Linked DNA regions of Homo sapiens: region 1 is linked to region 2. A link is an interaction called in ENCODE POLR2A ChIA-PET data of the cell type or tissue named here. Cell type or tissue: IMR-90. All regions are shown on one strand. Links, peaks and the distances in the headings refer to the core of each region. The heading gives the core; the rest is flanking DNA.

Region 1 (2,500 bases), core at 1-2,500, 200 kb before region 2:
AAGAGCTGTAAAAATTCAAAAATACAAGACTATGTGTTACTGCTCCCCACGGACATGGTTCCGTCCTTCAGTAATTGGGTTCTCTGATATAAACGCTGAAGACGGAATGAGATCACATCCTCAGCCCCAGAGAGCGGTCAGTAAAGCCTTTCTCTGCTGAATTCAGAGGGCTAACCCAGAGTCTTAGGCTTCTGCTTCCTTTCAGTAGGAGTTCCTTTTAGGTGTGCTTGAGATTCGTTATGTGAGAATTGTAGGTAAGTGTGAGGGGCTACTCAAAGGGAGATGTTAGCATAATAATTACCTGAATGGTGATTAGCAGGCAAATTCCAGCACCCATTTCAGAAGGGTCCCCATACATCCCGGTCATCACATACACGATAGACTGGCCGATAGTAATGATCATGCCAAATACTAGAATTGAAAGAAAGAAGTGTTTTCCAAGTGGGTCACTACACAGAACAAAAGAAACAATTAAGAAACACCAATTCAACGCCAGGCACGGGGGAGAACAAAGATGAAGAGCAGTGATACTACCTCCAAGGGGCTCGGCTGAGAACGCGCTAAACCATCACATCAGCAAAGTACATGATGAATCAAAAGCCTTTTAACAAAAGCACACTTCTTCTTTAGTTTTACCTTTTCCTAGATTCACTTGCTTTTTAGTCATGGGAGGAGTAAAAGTGAAACTTGGAAAATTTGTTCTATTCAAAGAAAATCAGGGAGTAGAACCTACTCCTGACAGCATCCGGAGACACAATCTGGAGATGTCACACCTGCAGCACCCAAACTCAATGTCAGGCACTTGGGGTCTCGATGGCTCAAGAGCTGAACTACAGATTTGGGCCACCTCTCTAGGCTCACCATCCAGGTCTGGGTCCAGAGGACAGAATTATTAGCTCTGGGGTAAAGTGATCCCTTCTCAAGTTTTTATTTAATGTGCTTTTAAAAGGAAAACCCCACGTACCATTGATTTGGCTGCTCTTCCCATTCCCTTAGGTACCAAGCTATTTTGGTCTAATAGAAGCTTTCCTTTTTTTTTTTTTTGAGACGGAGTCTCTGTCGCCCAGGCTGGAGTACGGTGGCATGATCTTGGCTCACTGCAACCTCCACCTCCCAGGTTCAAGCGATTTTCCTGCCTCAGCCTCTGGAGTAGCTAGGATTACAGGCACGTGCCACCACAGCCAGCTAATTTTTTGTATTTTTAGTGTAGACAGGGTTTCACTGTGTTAGCCAGGATGGTCTCCAACTCCTGACCTCGTGATCCACCCACCTCAGCCTCCCAAAGTGCGGGGATTACAGACATGAGCCACGCCTGGCAAAAGCTTTCCTTTTTGTAGGGTGTCTTCATTTCTTACAACTCACTCTATTTCACTGTTAGGCACAAGGGAATGGACACATTTGACAAGTTCCACAGTACTAGATGGGTCCTCTAAGTACAGTCTGACCTTCAGTTTCAGCTTTCCTATTTAATCTGTCATGTAAAATTAATTTTACTCCAAAGTGGCCATCAAATACAGTCCCTATTTGACTTTTTAAAAAGTGCTCCACAACAATTAGTTCTTAATGCAGGAAAACATTCAAAACATTGTGAAGACCAAAGAGAAAACAGCCAATTTGTGCTTGTACTTTTTTTGTTTTCTTAGTGTTTTTTGTTTTGTTTTAAGAGACAGGCTCTGTTGCCCGGGCAGGAGTGCAGTGGTGCACTAGCAGCCTCAAACTCCTGGGCTTAAGTGATCCTCCCACCTCAGCCTCCCTAGTAGCTAGAACTACAGGTGCATCACCACACTTGGCTAATTTGTTGTTGTTGTTTTGTAGAGATGGGGTCTCTCTCACTGTGTTACCCAGGCTAGTCACGAACTCCTGGCCTCAAGCAATCATCCTGCCTTGGCCTCCCAAAGTGCTGGGATACAAGTATGAGCCACCGCTCCCAGCCACATGTGTGTATTTTAGAATCCTAATTTTTATCTAAAACTGACAAGTTTAAATAGATGTATTTCTTGGCTGGGCGCTGTGGCTCACGCCTGTAATCCCAGCACTTTGGGAGCCTGAGGCGGGCGGATCACGAAGTCAGGAGATCGAGACTGAGACCATCCTGACTAACACAGTGAAACCCCGTCTTTACTAAAAATACAAAAAATTAGCTGGGCGTGGTGGCGGGCACCTGTAGTCCCAGCTACTTGGGAGGCTGAGGCAGGAGAATGGCTTGAACCCAGGAAGCGGAGCTTGCAGTGAACCAAGATCACGCCACTGCACTCCAGCCTGGGCGACAGAGTGAGACTCCGTCTCAAAAAAAAAAAAAAAAAAAAAAAAATAGACGTATTTCTCATTCAATTATCCACCATACTAATTTAAGACCTGTAAAACATGCTGGTGTAGGCGAAAAGATGACTGGATAGGAGACTGTAAATATCATTTCCTAATTAATGTTTTTCAGCAAACAGAGGCTAAATATGGCTAATTTTGATGACTAGTAATTGTTACTAGTAACACTTATTAGATA
Region 2 (11,505 bases), core at 5,005-7,504:
TGCATATAAAACATTGCTGGGAGAAATTAAAGATCCACATAAATGGAAAAATATACTTATGAGTTGGGAGACTTGATGCAAGTTAAAATGTCAGTTCTCCCCAGATTGATCTATAGATTTAATCTGATTCCAATCAAAGGCCAGTAGACTCTTTTGGCAAAAATGAATGAATTCTAAAGCTAGAATTAGTGAATGCTTTTTTTTTTCTTTGAGACAGAGTCTCACTCTGTTGCTTAGGCTGGAGTGGGTGGTGCAATCTCAGCTCACTGCAACCTCTGCTTCCTGGGTTCAAGCGATTCTCGTGCTTCAGTCTCCCGAGTAGCTGGGATTATAAATGTGCACCTCCATGCCCAGCTAATATTTTGTGTTTTTAGTAAAGATGGGATTTTGCCATGTTGGCCAGGCTGGTCTCAAACTCCTAGCCTCAGGTAATGCGCCTACCTCAGCCTCCCAAAGCTGAAAGACTCACACAGTCTGATGTCAGGATCTCCTAGAAAGCTAAGTAATCAGGAGACAGCATGGTATTGGCATAGGCATGAACAAATAGATTATTGGAATAGACCAAAGTCCAGAAATAGACTCACAAGTAGTCAATGAATTTTTCAACAAGTGACACTGGGACCCAATTTTGAAAAATAGGCAAAAGGCTTAGACACTTCAAAAAGAGTAAATACAAATGACCAACAAGCCCATGAGGAAATGCTCACTCACATCATTAGTTGCCAGAGAAATGCAGTTTGAAACCACAATAAGGCTCCATCCTACACCCAACAGAATGACTAATATAAAAAAGACCTACAAAACCATGTTTACAAGGATGTGCAGCAACTAGAACTCTCATAAATGTTTTGTGAGAGCTCTAGTTGCTCCACATAAATGTCATAAATGTCTTGTACCATCAAATGGCATAACCACTTTGGAAAACTGATGGTTTCCTAAAAGTTAAATATATACCTACCCAGAGATTCCACTTGTAGGTTTTGCCCAAGTGAAACAAAAATATATGTTCACAATAAGACACACACAAAATAGTAAAAAACTTGAAACAACGCAAATGTCCAGCAATAGAATAGACAATTTGCAGCAGTCCATACAATAGACGACTAATCAGTAACAGAAAGGAACAAACTACCGACATATACAACAAACTACTGATATTGTGAATCTCAAAAATACCATGTTTAGCAAAAGAAGCTAGACACAAAAGAGTACACGTTGTATGATTCCATGTATATGAAGTTCTAGAACAGGCAGAATAATCTATAGTAACAGTATCAGAAAAGTGGTTGCTTGGAGTGGGAGGGTTGACTGGAAGTGGGCACAAGTGAATTCCTGGGGTGATCAAGACATTCTGTACCTTGATTGAGTGTTGGTTACATGGGTATAGATATTAGTCAAAATGCATTGAATTGCTCACTAAGATCTGCACACATTTCACTGTACGTAAAATTTACCTCAGTAAAAAAAAAAAAAAATGCAAAATTCCCCAAGGAATCATAGTTGCTTCTAATATTTACATATAAAATGTCTTTAGAAGTCTTCTAGTCAAAATCTCGCATTACTAATTTAGGGAGCACTAATACAATTCCATATATAAAAACTAAGAAAATGTGGGTGTGGCTGAGGCTGTTATTTCAAGGAAATCTTGAAAACGTTGTTAGTAATCATTTGTAACTACATGTCAATGTCTTCCAATTGGCTGGTGAGAAACCTTAAAATCTCACTTCTCCCAGCCAGTATTTCCAGGGTGTAGTAAGGGAGCAGGACTTAGAATTCTCTTGGTCATTCCCGACTTTTTAAGTCCCTGCTTCCACTGATCTTTTGTCTGTGTTCTAGAACACAGATCTAGATTTTGCTTTCTTTGCTTTGTCCACACTGCTTCTTTTTCTTAGGGCAATACTCATAAAACCAGCATGATTATTTCACTTTTCCAAGGACCACTGATTCAAGGTCCAATTCAGAGACTCTTTGAAAATGTTAAGCAGCGGGGCAGTTTAATATTGCAGCATAGCACATTGAATCATAAACATACTTCCGTGGAGCTTTTATTGCCTTTTTTCTTCTTTTTTTGAGACAGGGTCTCGCTGTCACCCCTGCAGGAGTGCAGTGACGTGATCTTGACTCACTGCAACCTCCGCCCCCAGGTTCAAGTGATCCTCCCACATCAGCCTCCTGAGTAGCTGGGATTACAAGTACACACCACCATGCCCGGCTAATATTTTGTATTTTTAGTAGAGACACAGTTTTGCCATGTTGCCCAGGCTAGTCTTGAACTCCTAAGCTCAAATGATCCTCCCACCTAGGCCTCCCAAAGTGCTAGGATTACAGGCGTGAGCCACCGTGCCCGGCCTCATTTTTTACATTTGATACCCAATCTCTGGCCACATAGCTGGGCCCCCTCTTGTCTACTTTGAATATTTTTCCCATCTCTTCTTTAGTTTGCTGCAATCCCCAATGCTCCTTCTTATTTCATAGTTTCTTTTTTCACTAATCTGGGATAGGCCCTGAAATCTGACTTTCAACATATCAAATAGTCCACTAAGGTATTTTGCTGAGACCCCTGAAAGGAATTTTAAGCTAATAAATATGCTCCTCTTCACGTACTCCCACACAAGGAAATATAGAACATTCTCACAAAGACCTTCCCATTTGAAGGAGAATGGGTGGACAGTGTGAATAATGCAGCTCTGGGGAGAAAGAAGGAAAGCTTTGCGAATGGAAAATCTCATGTATCACCACCAGGTCGTAGAAGAGGCCAGAAGGACTTTCTAGGATTCTTTGCTATGTGGAGCGAATGACTCACAGCCCATAGGAGTGAAGCACACCCTGTGAGGGTGGGTGTTCCAGACGTGACAGTGATGAGTGCTCAGAACAGACAGCAGGGTCCAGCCCCCAGCTGGCTCAACACTGCCCCCACCCCTACCCCCATGCCCTCAAGTCACATGAAATTTAGTAAAAGGCAACTCTTACTCTACATATTGGGGCTCAGGGGGAAGACAAATGAGTGTCAGATCAAGTGGACAAAATATCAAGGAGATACTTCTCCATGCAAGAGCAGAGCAAAAAGGAGATCCGGGCAGATGGGAACCATCAGAAGCATGTGTAAGATAAAAAGAAATGGCATGCAAATATGAAAGCCCATAACAACAAAAATGCATACAGTATTGCATAGAAATAACAAAGAACCCAATCTGGATGAAAATATAATCTAAAAAACAGAAGTAAACTTCCAAGTGTGTTTCATGATATGAAAGAACTAAAAAGAAGTATATGAACTGAATAAACTAGCTTAATGCTAGAACAAGCAGAGATGAGAAAGAAAGCAGCAGAGAAAAGGAACAATAAAGAAACTTCAAACACAGAGATTAATAAATAACGTAGGAAGAGCAAGAAATCAAACATACATGGCTGGGGAAAATGCTGATAGAGAAAAGATTTCAGAAAATCACAGTAATTGCAGAGGAGAAATACCAGGAGACTAAAGCAATTAAGGAAAAGATGACAGATTTGAAGGGATAACCACATAAAGATAATTAGAGTTCTGCAAATACGGAACCCAAGACATTGACCAGAAACAATATTCACATATAAAAATGAGTAAAAGATCCCTGTAATGGGGGAAAAATAAAACTCGTTTAAAGGGGTACACAGTGTTTGGGGGCAGATTACACAGAACAATCAATACCTTTAACCTGGTTAAGCTACTAAACTTTAAGACTAAAGACAGAATTCTTCAGGCATTCAGGTAGATAAACAAGTAATTTATAAGGGACAAAAATCAGCCTTGGATTTCTCTACAGCAGCATTCAATGCCAGTAAACACTGCAGTAGAGTAATGCTGGTAATGTTCTGAGGGGCAGAAAGTGAGATTCAAGTAATTATAGCCAGCCAAAGAGTTCTTCAATAGAAAGGAAACAGGAAGTCATACTCAAACATGGAAGAATTTAAGAAATATCGCATATGGCACTTGTTTAAAAAATGACTTGACTATAAATAGAACCAATGATGAGATTAAATTTTTTCATTAATAATAGTGGATAAAATACAATTTAAAAAGAAGGCCATAGTTATGTCATATAATCACAGAAATAGTAAACTCATATGAACACCACAAAAACTAAGCAACTGGGCTGGGTACAGTGGCTCACACCTGTAATCCCAGCACTTTGGGAGGCCAAGGCAGGCAGATCACTTGAGGTCAGGAGTTTGAGACCAGCCTGGCCAACAATGGCGAAACCCTGTCTCTGCTAAAAATACAAAAATTAGCCGGGTGTGGTGGCACGTGCCTGTAGTCCCAGCTACTTGTGAGGCTGAGGCAGGAGAATCACATGAACCCAGGAGGTGGAGGTTGCAGTGAGCCGGGATAGCACCATTGCACTCCAGTCTGGATGACAGAGCAAGACTCCGTCAAAAAAACAAAAACAAAAACAAAAAATTAAGCAACTGGAGAATGTTTATTGAATTAAGTGTAAATATTATAAAACTTGACAAAATAGAAATTAAATACAGCTAATAAAAATGCTGGTGAAGAAAACAAGTGTAAGAATATAATTTCATATTTCATAGCAGAGAATCAATAGTTTTGGGGTCTTTTTTTTTTTTGAAATTGACAACAGTGAAGAGAGGTGACTTGTTCCATCAAACACTGAAACATTAAAATGCCTCCACAGAAGTTAAAACAATGTGCTACTGAAGGAAGAATGGGCAACTAATTCACTGGAACAGAATGGAGTCCGTAAACCAACCTATGTTTATATGGGAATTGGGTGTACATAAGGTATGTCACGTGAAATCAACGGGATTATTTAATAAATTATTTTAGAAAAAAGTCTAGATATTAAAAAAAGATAGTATCTTAAAATATATAACACAAGAAACCCTTAATATTTTAAAATTATAAGAGGTTAAAAAGGGGAAATAAAAGAAAAAATAAAAAGAAGAAATTATAAGCAGTTTCTGAGTAGGGAAAGGACTTTACCATATGATGCTTTATCATATGAAGAAGAAGAAAAATAAAATGGTGTTAAAATTGACTACTTGAAATTTTAAACGTTTGTATGTGAAAAACCACCAGAAAAATGATTAAAATTAAATATGGACTGGGAAAGCTTTGCATCATATATAAAATTGACAACTAATATCTTCCATATGTGAATAACTTCTACAGTTCAGTAAGAAAATGAAGGAATAGGCCGGGCACGGTGGCTTATGCTTGTAATCCCAGAACTTTGGAAGGCTGAAGCAGGTCGATCACCTAAGCTTAGGAGTTCGAGACCAGCCTGGGCAACATGGTGAAACCCTGTCTCCACAGAAAAAAAAAAAAAAAAAAAAATTAGCCAGGTGCTGTGGCATGCGCATGTAATCCCAGCTATTTGGGAGGCTGAGGTTCAAGAATCACTTGAACCCAGGAGGTGGAGGTTACAGTGAGCCGAGGTGGCACCACTGCACTCCAGCCTGGGCGACAGAGCAAGACCCTGTCTCAAAAAAAAAAAAAAAAAGAGAGAGAGAAAATGAAAGAACAGATCAGTCACAAAAAGAAGGAACAAAAATACTTTCTTTTACTTGAAGATAAATGCATATTTAAAAATACCTGTGAAATACCAGGTCTGTTTTGCTTTTTCCATAAAATTTTAAAAAATTGGATAAAACACAAGGTAGGTGAAGTTTCAGGCAATGGGCACTATAAAGTAGCACAAATTTTTTATTGTTTTTGTCGTTTTGAGACAGAATTTCGATCTTGTTGCCCAGGCTGGAGTGCAGTGGCGCCATCTCGGCTCACTGCAACCTCCGCCTCCCGGGTTCAAGCGATTCTCCTGTCTCAGCCTCCTGAATAGCTGAGATTATAGGCGCCCACCACCACACCCAGCTAATTTTTGTATTTTTAGTACAGATGGGGTTTCATCATATCAATGAGGCTGGTCTCAAACTCCTGACCTCAGGTGATCTGCCCCCCTCGGCCTCTCAAAGTGCTGAGATTACAGGCGTGAGCCATCGAGCCCAGCCAGTAGCACAATATTTTGTGGGGAGACAATTTGGCAGTTCATTGTATCAGAACCTTAAAAAGGCCAGGCACAATGGCTCATGCCTGTAATCCCAGCACTTTGGAAGGCTGAGGCGGGCAAATCACCTGAGGTCGGGAGTTCGAGACCAGCCTGACCAACATGGAAAACCCCATCTGTACTGGGCGTAGTGGCACATGCCTGTAATCCCAGCTACTTGGGAGGCTGAGGCAGGAGAATCTTTTGAACCCGGGAGGTGGAGGTTTTGTGGTGAGCCAAGGTCGCACCATTGCACTCCAGCCTGGGCAACAAGAACGAAACTTCATTTAAAAAAAAAAAAAACCTTAAAAACTATACAGACCCTTTATGCAACAATTTTACCTTCAGGAATTTATCCTAAAGAAATAATTGCCAAGGCAGGAGGATCACTTGAGGCTAGGAATTCAAGGCCAGCCTGGGCAACATAGTGAGACTCCACCTCTACAAAAAATCAAATAAATTATCTGGGCAATTATCCAAGCATGGCAGTGCATGCTTGTGGTCCCAGCTACTTGGAAGACTGAGGTGGGAGGATTGCTTGAGCCCAGGAGTTTGAGGCTGCAGTGAACTATGATAGCACCACTGCACAATACTCAATTATTTGTTATTTTTCAGATTTTTGCCAATCTGATAGTTGAGAAACATCAGAATTACATTTTCTTCTCTATGGATCCACTCATACCACTTAGTATATTCATTTATTCAATAAATATTTATTCAAACATTTATCGAACATCTACTATGTACAAGGACACTGTTCTCTTCTAGGCTTTTGGGCTATATCCATTACAACAGAGATGAAGGTCCCTGCCTTCTTATAAAAAACATAAAATAACAGCAATGTTAAAGTGTTTTAAACTAACTTTTATTTATACCTTTGTCTCAAAAGATGCAAGCTACTGTTGATGAAGGGGAAAAGGTTTTTTATGATAGCTGACTGTATGGCATCATAGGAAGGACACTGAACTTGGAATTAAGAAACTTAGACCTGAGCCTGAGCCTTGCCTTTCACTAGCTGTGTAATGTTAAGTAATTCACTTAAATATCACTTGGTTTTATTTCACTATAAAGTGAGGGGGAATTGGACCAGATGGTTTCGGCAGTTCTTCCGCTCTATTGGGATGTGGCTCTATGTTAAACTATTGTACACTGAGACCAAAATGATTAATCTGAGATATGACCCCAAAAGATGTGTAAATGAGGTGCCCACTGATGAGAAATAGAGACCTGTTTGAGGGTGCGGGATCTTGATTTGAACCTCAAAGTCATTAATAGTACAAATGTTACCTTCCTATGTCTCTCCTGTGCTGTGGGTCACATTGCCTCTTATCTGACAGGGTCAGCTTCTGAGGACTGTCTGTGACCAGGGTCTGTTTCATTACTATGCTTTACTTTAATGAGACAAAGGTATTGAAAAAATTTTCAAATGTGAAATGAAAGAAAGCAAAAAATAATTATTTTCAATGTAAAATAATGTTTTGTTTCCAAGAAGATCTCCTACATGGTTTTTTAAATTTTAAAATCTCCTAGTCATTTTTGTAAAATTAAACAAGATACAGGTTACACGCAGCTTTTCCTAGAGGTGATACCTCTGCTCAAAGGCTGTATGATTTGGCCAGATATTGCCAAACTCCCCTCCATGGTGGGTAGTAGCATTCTGCATTCACACCAGCGATATCTGAGTGTGCCTGTCTCCCCACAGCCTCATCACAGAATACATTGGTTTCCTAGTGTAATTTCAATTTGCACCACTCATGTGATGACCAAGGTTGAGGTTCCAGACCCTTTTTGTTGGTTCCTTATTAGAGCACTTTAGATGGAGATGGGGAGTTTTACTTGCTCTAACGGGGGATCGTGGCCTAGTGTAATAACTCATAGGTATGCTTGATGCAGACCAGTGTGCAGGTGAGTAATACCTTGGATCCTGAAAAGTCATAGAAAATTATGGTTTTGTTCATGCTGCTTTTTGGAGAGTGGGTTGGAATACTTTTGATTTTTCTTCCCATCTTACCATGAACAAATTCTCCAATCCTTTGAGGTACACCTCAACTGTCACTCCCTCTATTTAAACTCCTCATCACCTCTTTCCAGATTAATCTCTCTTTCACAAAACACTCAACCTTGACCTTTCTTATGGCTCTCACTGTTTGTTTCATGGAGTCTCCTTTTCTGGACACATCTCGTCTCTCACCGGCTGTGAGCTCTGTGAGGGCTGCTGCAGCCTTTGCCTATTCAGCTATTCCAGAGCACCTTGCATGAAGCAGGAGCTCAAACTGTTGGGGCAGGGACTGCAGAAAAGAGGGAGGGGCTGAAATGTCACAGCCGTGTCTGTCTGGGGAGTCTTGTGTGGTGATAGCTGCATCTCAGGCATGCATTTATTCTCCTAAGCAGTGAGACTATCCACTAACATCCACGGGAAACATATCATTAACCTTCCAGGGGAAACCCCCTCTGAAGCAAGCAGAAAGCCACCTGCTGGGAATGGCACACAGCATGGGGGTTGAAGAGGTATGCGAGGTTAGGAATATAGGAACCAGAAGTCTGATCTATATGGAAAATAGCAGCTCATTAGCACGTGTTAAGCATGGGCCAGGGTGGGTCCCCTGTCAATGCTGCTGGGTGTTTGGTCGCTGGGCGGGACCCACCCCACTGTGGCCAGTCTTGACAGGCTGTTGGCTTGGCAGGCGTGGGGGAGCCCTCCTGTTTCCTCAATGATAAAATGACACCGTCTCTTCATTCTCACCCATGCATCTTCAGATTCCTTTTTTTCGGAACCCATATTCTGCAAGAACACCTCTGGTTTTTACTGTTTTTCAAACAGGCTTCCCTGCCGGGAAGAAAATTTGGCAACCCGTTGACAGGAATATTGCCGTACACTTGGCAATTACATTCAGTTTAAAAAAAATAGTGCTTATTTTGTCAATTATAAAAATAATACATACTTATAATAGAAAATTGGGAAGCATTAAAAACTAGAAAGGAAGAAATAATTATCCATGACTTCACTGCCTAGAACACCCACTGTTAACGTTTCAGTGGATTTCCTTCCAGTCATTTTCTATGAATATTTATGTCCTTGGATTCATTTTCCGGGTATACTCTTCATCTTGCACTTTTCTTTTCTTCTTTTTTTTTTCGAGATGGAGTCTTGCTCTGCTGCCCAGGCTGGTGTGCAGTGGTACAATCTCGGCTCACCACAACCTCCGCCTATGGGTTCAAGTGATTCTCCTGCCTCAGCCTCCTGAGTAGCTGGGATTACAGGCACCCGCCTCCACACCTGGCTAATTTTTGTAGTAGAGATGGGGCTTCACCATGTTGGCCAGGCTGGTCTCAAACTCCTGACCTCAAAGGATCCGCCTGCCTCTTGCACTTTTAACTTAAAGTTGTAACATGAGCATTAGTCCAGAATGGATGAACTTTGGAGATATTTAGTATCTGGCTTTTTACATAAATCCTTCATCGACATCAGTACAATGAAAAGTATACATATTTTTCTATTCACAACAATAGAGACTCATTGTAACAAAAAAGCAAAGATCGCAGGAATATGTAATTTAGAAAGCAAGTTCCTTACACTCCCTCCTCCCCAGATATAATCATCATTATTGGTTAAGGTTTTCTTTACATATATTAATATTTATATATGTAAATGCATGAGCAATTTTTATTTTTCTTAATGGTTACATTGTGAAGTCATCAGAAGATAGGGAAGTATGCAGAATAAAATGGGAACAGCTCCTGGATTCCCAGCCTCGGCCTCCACTCTCTTCCCTAGAGGAAATAACAGTGAAGGATTTGAAAAGTATTCTTCAGCTGTGTTCCAAGGCCTTTACGCACATACATACACACGCTGCTATGTGTTGTTGATGCACGTATTTCTTCCATGTTGTGGCTGCATGTATTCCTTTGCATATTGTCAGTGGCTGCTTTTGCACTGGAGGAGCAGAATTGAGTATGTGTCACCGAGAGTGCTGCTCTCAAAGCCACATGACCTTCACCCCCTGGTTTCATGCCCACGAATATGTTACTTTACATGGCAAAGTGGCTGTGCAGATTAATTAAGGTAAATGGACTTTAAAATAGGGAAGTTATCCTGGGTTTTGAAAGTGGGTCCAGTGAAATCACATGCGCCTTTACAAGCAGAAGAGGAAGGCAGAGAGATTTGAGGCCTGGAGGGCTTGTGCTTGAAGGGCCGGTGGCGGGAAGCAGGGCTCTCAGTCCTATAGCCACAAGGAGCTGTCTTCTGTCCACAGCCTGAATGGTTCTTCCCCAGAGCCTCCACACAAGAGCCCAGCCGGCCAATACCTTGATTTTGGGCATGTGAGACCTCGAGCAGAGAATCCAGCCATGCTCTGCCAGCTTTCTGACCTGTAGGGTGGAGAGAAAAGAAATCATGTTGTTTTAAGTCACTGTGTTTGTGGTGATGTGTTATGCAGTGCAGAAAACAATACAGGTTTGTTTGTTTAGTATTGTAGATGCTTACTATCTGGCTCTTTACAGGCAAAGTGCTGGATTCCCTTATTTCCTTTTTAAGGGCTTCTGAACACTCCATGGTGTATTTCTACCATAATTTATTTGACCACTAGAAGACAAAGTTTTCTCGGACATTCAAGAAATGTAGCAACAAAGTCTTTGTGCACGTGACTAAATACCTCTTTAGGACTGATTTCTAAAACACAATTTCTTTTTTTATTTTTATTTTTTATTTCTTGAGATGGAGTCTCACTCTGTCGCCCAGGTTGGAGTACAGTGGCATGATCTTGGCTCACTGCAACCTCCGCCTCCAGGGTTCAAGTGATTCTGGTGCCTCAGTCTCCCCAGTAGCTGGGATTACAGGTGTGCACCATCACGCCCAGCTAATTTTTGTATTTTTAGTAGAGGTAAGGTTTTGCCATGTTGGCCAAGTTGGTCTTAAACTCCTGACCTCAGGTGATTCACCTGCCTCGGCCTCCCAAAGTGCTGGGACTGCAGGCATGAGCCACTGCGCCCGGCCTAAAACGATGATTTCTGATTCAAGGAGCATACCAATTTTAAATTTTGTTAGACACTGCCAAATTGCCCTCCAGAGAGGTGACAGATAAGCTGAGGTATATGAGGTGCTGCTTAGACAGCAGGTACCAGGATGGCTGGTCAGGCTTGGGAAAGCTCTGAGACTTAGGGTCCTCTGGAAGGTTGCAGAGTCCATTAACAAGGCTCTCTCGTGGACCTGGAAAATGGCAGAAAGTTTGCATCTAGAGGCCTCTCTTGAAGCCTTCCAGCATCACTATCAAATCTAAAGCAAGTCTGCAGCACAGAGTTAAGCGCTGACTGTACGTGGATCGTTTCTGTTCACTTTAAGTCATGTGATGCTCATGGCTAATGGGTGAGGAAGGCCTTATCAACCCTGTTTCAAATGGAATCTGCCACGTGCAGCAGTCTGTCTCCTGAAGGTGGCACAGATGAGCTTTGAACCCAGTTGCTGAGAATC

Evidence for each region. ChIA-PET counts read pairs that join two places held together with the same protein. Peaks named below come from ENCODE experiments on the same cell type or tissue, not always from the same donor. Only the 100,000 strongest peaks of a DNase experiment are listed, where the experiment ranks them.
Region 1: POLR2A ChIA-PET joins it to region 2 with 10 read pairs; 3 of 35 experiments call an interaction of 5 or more read pairs at or near these places.

Annotation. Positions count from the first base shown.
Region 1 is chr3:128,058,013-128,060,512 of GRCh38, reverse strand. SEC61A1 (SEC61 translocon subunit alpha 1) reads right to left here. Exons shown (of 12, transcript NM_013336.4): 6 at 302-411; 7 at 1-5. Among named protein-coding and RNA genes, the nearest start is that of SEC61A1, 6.8 kb to the right of the region's middle. In IMR-90, for the core only: no CTCF peak of the experiment used is centred there; no DNase peak of the experiment used is centred there; H3K27ac peaks cover 1,418 bases.
Region 2 is chr3:127,857,443-127,868,947 of GRCh38, reverse strand. All of the region lies in intron 3 of LOC107986129 (a long non-coding RNA gene), which reads left to right. LOC105374096 (a long non-coding RNA gene) reads right to left here. Exons shown (of 2, transcript XR_001740899.2): 2 at 9,685-10,406. Among named protein-coding and RNA genes, the nearest start is that of MGLL, 41 kb to the right of the region's middle. In IMR-90, for the core only: no CTCF peak of the experiment used is centred there; no DNase peak of the experiment used is centred there; H3K27me3 peaks cover 510 bases.